2 separate regions of the Homo sapiens genome follow, and region 2 is linked to region 1. A link is a loop called in an ENCODE intact Hi-C map of the cell type or tissue named here. Cell type or tissue: GM12878. All regions are shown on one strand. Links, peaks and the distances in the headings refer to the core of each region. The heading gives the core; the rest is flanking DNA. Region 1 has its middle 96 kb from the start of CNKSR3. Region 2 overlaps IPCEF1 (interaction protein for cytohesin exchange factors 1).

The links. Peaks named below come from ENCODE experiments on the same cell type or tissue, not always from the same donor. Only the 100,000 strongest peaks of a DNase experiment are listed, where the experiment ranks them.
Region 2: a loop joins it to region 1, with 2.7 times the contacts of the local background. A loop is called at or near these places in 1 of 110 quality-filtered maps.

What each region holds. Positions count from the first base shown.
Region 1 is chr6:154,604,245-154,609,627 of GRCh38, forward strand. It overlaps the pseudogene RPL31P29. Among named protein-coding and RNA genes, the nearest start is that of CNKSR3, 96 kb to the left of the region's middle. RefSeq lists an enhancer at 2,282-2,581. In GM12878, for the core only: no CTCF peak of the experiment used is centred there; DNase peaks (open chromatin) are centred at 1,137 and 2,397; H3K27ac peaks cover 2,717 bases.
Region 2 is chr6:154,299,690-154,305,072 of GRCh38, forward strand. All of the region lies in intron 1 of IPCEF1 (interaction protein for cytohesin exchange factors 1), which reads right to left. Among named protein-coding and RNA genes, the nearest start is that of IPCEF1, 54 kb to the right of the region's middle. RefSeq lists an enhancer at 2,905-2,954. In GM12878, for the core only: no CTCF peak of the experiment used is centred there; a DNase peak (open chromatin) is centred at 2,622; H3K27ac peaks cover 375 bases.

The DNA of each region.
Region 1 (5,383 bases), core at 113-5,112:
ACTCAGAGTTTGGAGAGGGCTTGCAGCGGGGAAGTGAAATTAAAGTGACTGTGCGTGAGGTCCCTTGGGTCAATTCAATGTATTGTTGTGGCTTCCACATCTGAATGTATAGAGAATGGATGTGTTACCTGCTTGCAGTTCTCAGTCCCTCCAGTGTCAGAGGGGTTCTCCCTTTCGGAGTCGGCAGCATATAGAAAGGTGCCAATGGGACATCACTCCACCACCACCTGGACGCCTGCCTCCCTGTCCCCTCCCAGATGGTCAGTAGACGGGAAAAGGGAAGTCACTAAGAACATGGCTTTTTAAAAACAAAAAAGTAGCTATTAACCTCCTACTGAGCACTTGTTGAAGCTGGAGGTCTTGTGATAATTCCCATTTGGCACTGGGTCACCTCAGACTCAGTAACTAACAAGATGGGAAGCCTCACTTCCTAACAAGCCTCACTTCCTAAGTGAAAAGGATCTAGTCAAGAACACAGAAAGGTCCTAAATTGTCTTTACCCAGATCTTTCCTGTTTTGTTTTGTTTTGTTTTGTTTTGTTTGAGACGGAGTCTCGCTTGCTCTATCGCCCTGGCTGCAGTGTAGTAGCATGATCTCAGCTCACTGCAACCTCCGACTTCCCAGTTCATGCAATTCTCCTGCCTCAGCCTCCTGAGTAGCTAGAATTACAGGGGTGTGCCAGCAAGCCCAGCTAATTTTTGTATTTTTAGTAGAGACGGGGTTTTACCATGTTGGTAAAACAGGCTGGTCTCGAACTCCCGACCTCAGGCGATCTGCCTGCCTCAGCCTCCCAAAGTGCTGGGATTACAGGCATAAGCCACCACACCTACCCTACCCAAATCCTTTCTGAGGGGTGTATTTCCGTGAGCAACTTTGAGGAGTGAAGTAAAGTCTCAATCTAAGTGAAAGCATTTTTCTTACTTACTGCTTGCTACAAAATCATGGGGTCCTCCCTATTGCTCAGTTGAACACAAACCCATTATCTGTGTAGCATCTATCTGGACCCTGCACATTACCCTGGGACTTGGGGACAAAGGAACTCACACAAGCATAATGATGCTTACACTATTTATTGTGCGATGAGTAATACAGTCTTTTGTCCTCACCCTGAAATTTCATGTTTTCTGCCATTAGCCACACAACTATAACAGTCTAACCCATTAACTTGTGGGAAAGGCAAAACCTCAGAACAATCACAGTTCTTGATACTGGGTCCAGGAAGCGGTGGGAGGAAAGAGCTGACATTCAGCAAAGTGAGTGATCACGTTGACGCGTCATTCACTTAGGATCATTTCTTTTTCTTTTCTTTTCTTTCTTTCTTTTTTTTTTTTTTTTTTTGAAGTTGTATAACTTATTTGACAATCAGCACTTAGTTCTTATTCACATTGACTGTAGATTTCTGAAAGTGGCAACAGGTGCATAGGTAACCAATGTACAGACCTTGTTTGGCTCATTTCTGAACCACACATGGCATGGGACATTCCTCATTCCTTTGGCCCGGAAAGCTTTGCTGAGCTTAGTATGAATGTGTGTAATGGGAGTTCCCCTCTCCTTCAGGACAAATTTCTGGCCCTCTTTGAGTGCCCCAAGGGGTCTGTTTCTTGAAGCCCACTCTGCGAATGAGCTTGTGAATGTCGATGGTTTAGTCTCTGGTCACCACCTCATTGAGGGCAGGTGGCCCTTCTTGCCACCTTACTATTCAGAAACCATTTTTGCCAGGTCCAGATAGAAAGGAAGATTGCAGGGGACTGGGTGAGAGGGAAAGCAGAGATTGCAAGTACAACTTCTGCATCAGCTGGAGGCAGGAAAAGTTGGAGGCGGGGGCGGCCTTTGCACGTTAAAAAGGGGGCTAGTTAAAGAGAGATTATTTCTACCACCCCTTAAAAATGAATGCCACATAATGGAATTTCCAACTGTACATCAGGTGGATAGATGGGAGAAATGCACCACCCCTTCCCTCATGCGTGAGACGGCTGACACATCCCTCAAACAACGTGGAGGCGGTCATCATACAAGGCAGTGGAGAGCAGTAGAAAAGGCTTGGGCTGTGGATTTGGACTGATCTTGTTTTAATTCCTGGTTTTGCCATTAACTCTGGGAACTAAATTATCTAGGGCCCCAGAACCTCATGTTTCTTCATCAATCCAATGGAAATGTTATCTCATGAGAATTACTTGTATTTGTTGTTATCTCATGAGAATTACACACGTATTCGTTGTCATGGGAATCACCCAGCCCTGAGTGGATGCCTTAGTGTTGGAGTCCTCCTCCTTTCCCTCACCTCCTACTCCACCTAGAAAGGACGTGCACCCTGCCTCACAGCCCCCAGCGGTGACATCCTCTTTTCTCTCTGTCATTCACACCCGCCCACCTCCCACGCAGACTCGTGGGGGAATTTGGTCCACATCAGCACAGAAGGTCTTTTCTTCTCATGCCCACATGTTGGGGAACCACCCATTTGCTGGCTGTGTCTGGGAGAGGCTAGTGATCATGACAAAGCCTGACGTGCAGGGACTTTCCCTCGTCTGATGGCGGCAGCCCCTTGTCTTCAGCCTTCCTCCTGCAACTTCAGTTCTGAGCCAAAAACAAGGCTGAGAAAAGCCTGACCTCCAGTTTCTACCCTGGTGTAGGGGGTTGGAGTCACTTTTCTGGGCCCCCACAATCGTTGCTAGATGGAAAATATGCACCCTTCAGTGCTCCTCCCAGCTCCATCTCCTTCCTTGCCTTCTCCCCCATCCTTCCTTGGCTTCCAATCCCCTTCCAGACAGAGCAGAGAGGCTGGGCCTTCAGGAGAGGGGGCAGAAGGGCTTTCTGAGCTCCCTGAGTGCTTGTCCTCCTGCCACAGACCTCTTCTAGGCTGCTTTGAGTTATTGTTTATTTTTGACCAAGGTGTAAGTTCCTGGAGAGTCTATTTTACTTACCTCTCCTCCATAATGCATAGTAAAGCACTCTGCATGTCACAGGCACTTTGCGACAATTTGACACTGGCTGCATCACCTCAGTCCCAACTTTTGCTACTTTGGACCTGTTCCCCAGGAAACACAGGCATGGAAGGGACCTCAAGAGGTCATCTGTGTCGTTCTTTTCAGAACAGGCAGGAAAAATGTTACCGCAGAGGCAACCGCAGCCAAGGGAGGGTAACTGACCTGTCCCAGGTGGGACAGCTGGCAATGGAAAGGGGGCGTAGAGGCAGGGATTGTCATGGCGCTCTGTTCTTTGAATTATATTGAACTATAATTTGCCTTGACAACTATTGAGTTGACTAGAGTAAATCTTCCCAGAAACCACTGGCAAGAACATCCACTAAATGCTATTTGCAAGAAATGCATTAAAAGACATTCATCAGTGAAAAGAGAGACTCCAGCTGCCCAGAAAAGCCTGATGAAGTTTGCAAAGGGCAAGAGTAGAAAAAAAGTTACTTTGCCTTTTCCGTAAAGTAAAGCCAAGTGCCAACCGGCACTCAACACTGAGACCTCCTCCTTGGGGCCTCCTTTCTTTAGGCCAAAGAGGAGCTTCAGAAGAAGCAAGAAATGAATGTTTATATGTTTTTCTCTCGAGTCTAAACCATGCTTTTCATCCCCCAGGTTTCCTCTGCTTTTTTCACTTTTTCGTATTTCTTTTTCCCAACAGAGATGGCAGTGAGGAAGAGCCCACATGTCATGGCCATACCACCTCCATTTGGTGTTAGAACAGATTTCAAATTCCTTTGTTTTGTTTTTATTCCATGGTGCTTTTTCCATAAGTGGTGGTTTCTATTAAATCCATAAAACAGTCATTTGCAGATGGTCTGGCATTTTTTTCTTTGTCATAAAATATTATATGCTACTAACAAGGTTAACTTCATCCACTTGATATTTTCATTGGGTATATATATTTTAACTCTGAGTCATAAGAAAATAATATGGCAGACAAAATATACATTTCCTGAGGCAATGAGAAGGAAGATTTGAAACACAGATTTCACTGAGTTGGGCCTGCCCACTACAGATATTAATAATTTCCTTTTGTAGACTATTTGAAGCCTATTCTATGAATATATTATATAACCCTACAATTTCAATGCTGGAAAAAATGTCAGAATTCATTCCTTTCCATCATCTAATTTTCCAGAAGAGGAAACTGAGGCTTGGGCGTGAAATTAATTGTCTGAAGCCTCCTCGTAGTGTCAGAGGTGGGACAAGAAATCCAAGTTCTTCATTTTTAAGTGAACTGTCTCTGAAAAAAATAAAACAAAATATTGCTCAGTAACAATGTACTACTAATGCCTTCTTATAGTAAGCCCTCAGTGAATATGTCTTTTGAGTACTTGATTCATGGAAACAGTAAAAAGTCACCAGTGATAAATAAACAAATGAAGGAGAAGAGACAAATCTCCTATGCAAATGAATTCAAAGTAATTTATGTAGATACTATCGAGGAGGTGAAGCAAACTCTTTACCTAAATGTGGGCTGCCCATAGTGACTTCTTTCCAAAGAGCAGAGTATGGAAAGCGGGTGTGGGGTAACTCCACAGTGGAGAAACCCGACCAACGGCCCCTCTGCCAGGTGATCAAGGTCAACATCGACAGTGTTAAGTCATTTGGTAGTCTGTACGCTGTATATGATTTGATGAGAATGGTACTCCACGTCTGTGGCCTTCCTCCCAAAAAACCCGTAACCCCAGTCCAATCATAAGAAAAACATGAGGAAAATCTCAACTGAAGGACATTCTACAATATACTTCAACAGTACTACTCAAAACTCCCCCAAATAAGGAAAGCCTGAGAAACTGTCACAGCCAAAAGGAGCTTAAGAGGCACGATTAAGTGTAATGTGGGAACCTGGGACAGAAAAAGGACATCAGGGGAAAACTTATGAAATCTAAATAAAGTATGGACTTTAGCTAATATAATGGATATTGGTTTATTAACTGTGACAAATATGCATACTCATGTAAGATGTTAATAATAGGGAAAACCAGTTGAGGGTAAATGGGAATTCTCTGTACTTTCTTCTCAATTTTCCTGTGAATCTCAAATTGTTCTAAAAAATATAGACTTTTTTTTAGGTGGGGCGGGAGGTATGTGCTCTCTTCTGTCACCCAGGGTAGAGTGCAATGCCATGATCTCAACTCACTGCAACCTCTGCCTCCTGGGTTCAAGCAATCCTTTCATCTCAGCCTCCCAAGTAGCTGGGACTACAGGCGTGTGCCACCACACTCGGCTAAATTTTTTTTTTTCTAGTAGAGATGGGGTTTCACCATGTTGGCCAGGCTGGTCTTGGACTCCTGACCTCAAGTGATCTGCCCACCTCGACCTCCCAAAATACTGGGATTACAGGTGTGAGCTACTGGGCCCGGCCTAAAGACTTCCAATTTTTAAATCACTGGTAAACGGGTCAAGAG
Region 2 (5,383 bases), core at 129-5,128, 300 kb before region 1:
ACCGTGGCACACATTTACCTATGTAACCAACCTGCACATCCTGCACATGTATCCTGGAACTTAAAACGAAATAAAATAAAAAATTAAAGATGGGTTGATGGATGGATAGAGGGATGGATAAAAGGACTGATAAGCAATAAAGCAAATACCATAAAATGTTTAAAAAAAGAAAAGAAAAAAGAAAGTAGTCTATGACTTAAAAAAAAAAACTTGGAAAACTGTGAATCTATACTCTTCAATTTTGCAAAAATTTAGCAATTCTGTGCCCGAATCATGTATAACATTCATCAGTTGGCATATTACTTTAAAAATGAAACCCCGAAGTGAATGAAGACTTCACCTCACCAGTCATTTTCCAAGCCCCATGCATGGAGGAAGCATTTCTCCCATGACTGCGAACGGTGTTTTGTCTTCCCTCCCAAAAGGAAAGAACAATTACTTTACAACTTCATGAAAGCTGAAATGCAGGCAGACCTCTTTGTGGGTAAAGTCTAAAGCAGATGCAATTTTAGGTTAAACATAGAGTATTATTACTTATTCTGATTCTTCAACTGAGCCTCTGAAAATATTTATTTTCTATTTGTTTAAATGTAGGTATTGAGAGACATGGCTTCCTTTTTTCTTTCTTTGTTAAACAAATGCTCAGATGTGATGGCTCATGCCTGTAATCTCAGAATTTTAGGAAGCTGAGGCAGGAGGATCGCTTCAGGCCAAGAGTTCCAGACCTGCCTGGGCAACATATGATGACCCACGTCTCTACAGAAAAATGTAAAAATTAGCCAGGCATGGTAGCGTGCACTGTAGTACTTAGCTACTTGAGAGGCTGAGGTGGGAGGATCCCTTGAGTTTGGGAGTTTAAGGATACATTGAACTATGATGACAACAGTGCACTCCAGCCTGGGTGACACAGTAAGACCCTGTGTCTAAAAACAACAAAAAAACACTAACAATATCAATAACAACAACAAAAAAAGAAGCAAAGTAGATTTTTCCGCCACCCCCCAAAAAACATAAAGTCCAACACGTAAACACCAGATTCCCCATGGGCTTTGAAGAAACAGACATTTTATGCCCCTTAGCAAATTACTCTTGGATGAAATTGGCAGCACTCTACTTCTTTAGGTAAGTAAATAAAGATTGTTATATTTGAAAACAATGGCTTTTATTGTTATGAACTAGGAGTGGCTTTAATGGAGAAGTTGCCCTGTTACTTGACCACTGAAAAGGAAGAGCTACAGACCAGCTATTCTAAACCCAAAGTAATTATTTTGTTAGACTTAGCTCCACATTTAAGTGGCTTATAATCAATAAATCTATAAAACAAGTTAACTCGGCCACTTACTAAAGCATATTTTACAGTCAATTATCTTGGCACATACACCCAAAAGTTATATTAATCACCCTTAAAATATTACATATATGCTGTATTTAAATTTTAGAGTTGAAATCAACATGTAGTTACACCTGTTTAGATTTTCCAGGTTAAAATCATTGTTGTCGTAGTCTATGGTCTACATGTGTATCCCTGATCCCTCACATTATAGTTTGGACTCAGCTGAGATATGAGGAAGGAATGATGAGGGAAGGGACCAGCATTCTTACGTGGATCGTCATCTCCTGGGGCCATGCACTGGTAGGATCTAGAGGTTTGTGATGTTCCCAAACGGTCATGAGACTCTTGGGCACAAGGGTTGAGGCTATCTGATCCAGGCACCCCATAAACCTTGAAATATTAGCATGGTGTTTTGTTAAATGTGTCTGTGTGTGTACCGTTCTCCAGGCTACGAAAGCACTTGTTTAATCTGCAGCATAGAACAGGCTGCATTCTTATTTAATGCTAGGAACACTTAAATCCAACTGGCTGGTTCTCAATCCGTGTCAAAGGCTCAGTTACAATAAACAGTATTTATATAATATTCTTAAAGGTACACCTATTACTCTATATTCCAGAGTTATTTATTGAGCCCTGGGACTTCGGGGGATCATGATCACTGAAATTGTGTGGATAATTTAACGTGATATGTGCATTTACAGCTTTCATCATAGTCTCAAATTGAACCAGGACATATAAAAAGTAAGAATCACTAATCCACATTTTAAGATTAAGTATCTCAAAGGAGGTAGTACTAATAAGTAAAAATAAATAATACCTTATACTCTCAAAAGGTTAAAAAAATTATACTAAATATTTTAAATCTAGATTCTAATTGAAGGCTTGAAGGCATTTGGAATGGAATAAACAGCGTGGTGCCTGAGATTTACGATGTGTTGGTTATGACATCTATTTGAGCGCTCATGGAGTTTTGCTGATTTGCTGATTCCTTGTTGTGTGCTGGATGTGTGAGTTTATAGATAGACAACTTCCAAATAAATGAGATTCAACTACACTTCATTTTCTGTGGAAACCATCCAGAGAGTTCTCATTGCTCACATTTGTGGATCTATATACCAATGCAAAGAAATGTTTATTCCAGTCTTTATCTGACAGCTAGCTTCTGTTATTGAGTTAAATCTCCTGAATCCAGTAACAGAAACATTTATAGACCTTGACTCCACAAACCACTAGGTTCTGCTGTCAGAAATCTCTGAGTCACGCTCACTTCGAGAGGCAGCAAAACCAAATTTGCCCACTTCCTCTTTCTTGTGTGCTTTATTTGTCTCATTTAGTTGTAACCACATGATATGGTGGGGGGAGTCTGGACACATATGGAAATCCTGCTTCTGCCTCCCACTAGCTGTAGGACTTTGGATAAACTATTATTCTCTCCAAGTCCCAGCTTTTTCTTTTCTTCTCTTTAGTGGGGGAAGGGGGTTTTGCTGTGTCTCCCAGGATGGAGTGCAGTGGCATGAGCTCAGTTCACTGTAGCCTCAACATCCCAGACTCAACTGATCCTCTCACCTCAGCCCCCCGAGTAGCTGGGACTATAGACATGTGCCACCACGCCTGGCTAATGTTTATATTTTTTGTGGAGACAGGGCTTCACCATGTTGCCCAGGCTGGTCTCGAACTCCTGAGCTTGAGCGATCCCCCAGCCTCGGCCTCCCAAAGTGCTGGGATTATAGACATGGGCCACTGTGCCTGGCCCAAGTCTCAGATTTTTCATCTGAAAAGTGACTATAACTTAGGACCCAGGGTGCTTGTAAGGATTAAATGACATAATTTTCATGAATTTACCCAGTTGTCATCAGGCACTTAGTAGATGCTTAATAATTACTTATTTCTTATCCTTTCCCACCTTCCTTTATTTTGTGTATTGACTCTGCAACACCCAAATATATGGATCACCATCACTACTTATCATCTTTAGTGAGGCAATGTTGACCAGCAACCCAACAGCTTTAGTAAATCTTCCTAAGTTCCCATCAGATTTTGAACGCAACTATATTATAGCTATGATAGCACTTTTTTTTTTTTTTTTTTTGACAGAGTCTCGCTCTGTCACCCAGGCTGGAGTGCAATGGCACAATCTCAGCTCACTGCAACCTCTGCCTCCCAGATTCAAGCTATTCTCCTGCCTCAGCCTCCTGAGTAGCTGGGATTACAGGTGCATACCACCACGCCCGGGTAATCTTTGTATTTTTAGTAGAGACGGGGTTTCACCATGTTGGCCAGGCTGTTCTCAAACTCCTGACCTTGTGATCCGCCCACCTCGGCCTCCCAAAATGCTGGGATTACAGGCATGAGCCACTGCACCCGGCCTATGATAGCACTTTTCACTTTGTCATTTGATTACTGGTGTACATATCCATCAGCTCTCAGAACACGAGAGGGTTGTTTTCTGCAAAACCTCTCCAATTTTAACGACATAATACAGGACGGGGAGAGACAAGAATGGCTCATTCACCCTTCTCCTTTTTATCATTTGTTTTGAAGAGAACTAACACAAAAAGAGAATGATTCTCATACATTCTTCTGTAACAACTATTGCCCTACTCTTAAATGTACTCCTGGCTAGGCACAGTGGCTCATGCCTGTAATTCCAGCACTTTGAGAGACCAAGGCAGGAGGATTGCTTGAGTCCAGGAGTTCAAGACTAGCCTGGACAACAAAGTGAGACCTTCTCTCTGCAAAAAAATTAAAAAATTAACGAGGCATGTTGGTGCACCTGTGGCCCTAATTACATGCGAGGCTGAGTCAGGACAATTGCTTGAGCCCGGGAGGTCAAGGCTGCAGTGAGTCATGATTGTGCCACTGCACTCCAGCCTGAGCAAGAGAGCAAGACGTCTCAAATAAAAAAAATAAAATGCACTCCTTAACCAGGCAAGGGGGCATGCATCTGTGGTCCCAGCTACTCAGGAGGCTGAGGCAAGAGGCTCTGGGCCCAGGAGTTCAAGAGCAGCCTGGTGCAACATAAGAAGATCCCACTTTTGTAAAAAAATTAAGTTAGCCTGGTGTGGTGGGGCACACCGGTAGTCCCAGCTACTTGGAAGACTGAGTGGAAGGATCACTTGAGCCCAGAAGTTTGAGGCTGCAGTGAGCCATGATTGTGCCACTGCACTCCAGCCTGGGTGACAGAGCAAGACCCTGTCTCAAAAAAATTTTTTTAATTAAAAAATAATAATAAATAAAATATACTTTAAAAATACATCAATAAGCAGCTTCACCAGGATAGAACAAAAGTCTGCTCTTCCTTAAAGAGTATAGTATTCGTGCCAATTTTTTCAGACTTTATTCATGTTGAGAATACTTCCTGAAATCACTCTCTTTTTCAATTTTGTGTGATGCAATTTAATAGACAGATAAACTTAGCATGAATTATTACAGGAAGGGTTGGCATCTCATTCATCTGTGTTCCCAACTCATAGCCCATCACTTAGGACACTAGTAAACATTGAATAAATGAATAAAAGAAGACATCACCATTTATATATTCTGAATGAAGGTTTGCTTGTATGAGTTGATTCTGGATCTGATATGTAAGTATTTGGATCAAAAGCCAGAGATCCTGAAAAGCAAGAGGCCAATATGACCAAATCCATAGACAGTCAGTTACCTATTGAAGGCTCTCTGCTGACCTAATAACACCATGCTCAGTTCATACCTGGGAAATTTCCTGCCTGTATCTCCAGTTTGGAAAAAGAAAAAAAAATCATCATCTGCATTTCTAGACCAAGTCAACCTGATTTTTAAGCATAAGAAAAGGCCGGGCGCGGTGGCTCACGCCTGTAATCCCAGCACTTTGGGAGGCCGAGGTGGGCAGATCACCTGAGGTTGGGAGCTCAAGACCAGCCTGACCAACATGGAGAAACCTCATCTCTACTAAAAATACAAAAGTTAGCTGGGTGTAGTGGCGCATGCCTGTAATCCCAGCTACTCGGGAGGCTGAGGCAGGAGAATCGCTTGAGCCCAGGAGGCGGAGGTTGCAGTGAGCTGAGATTGTGC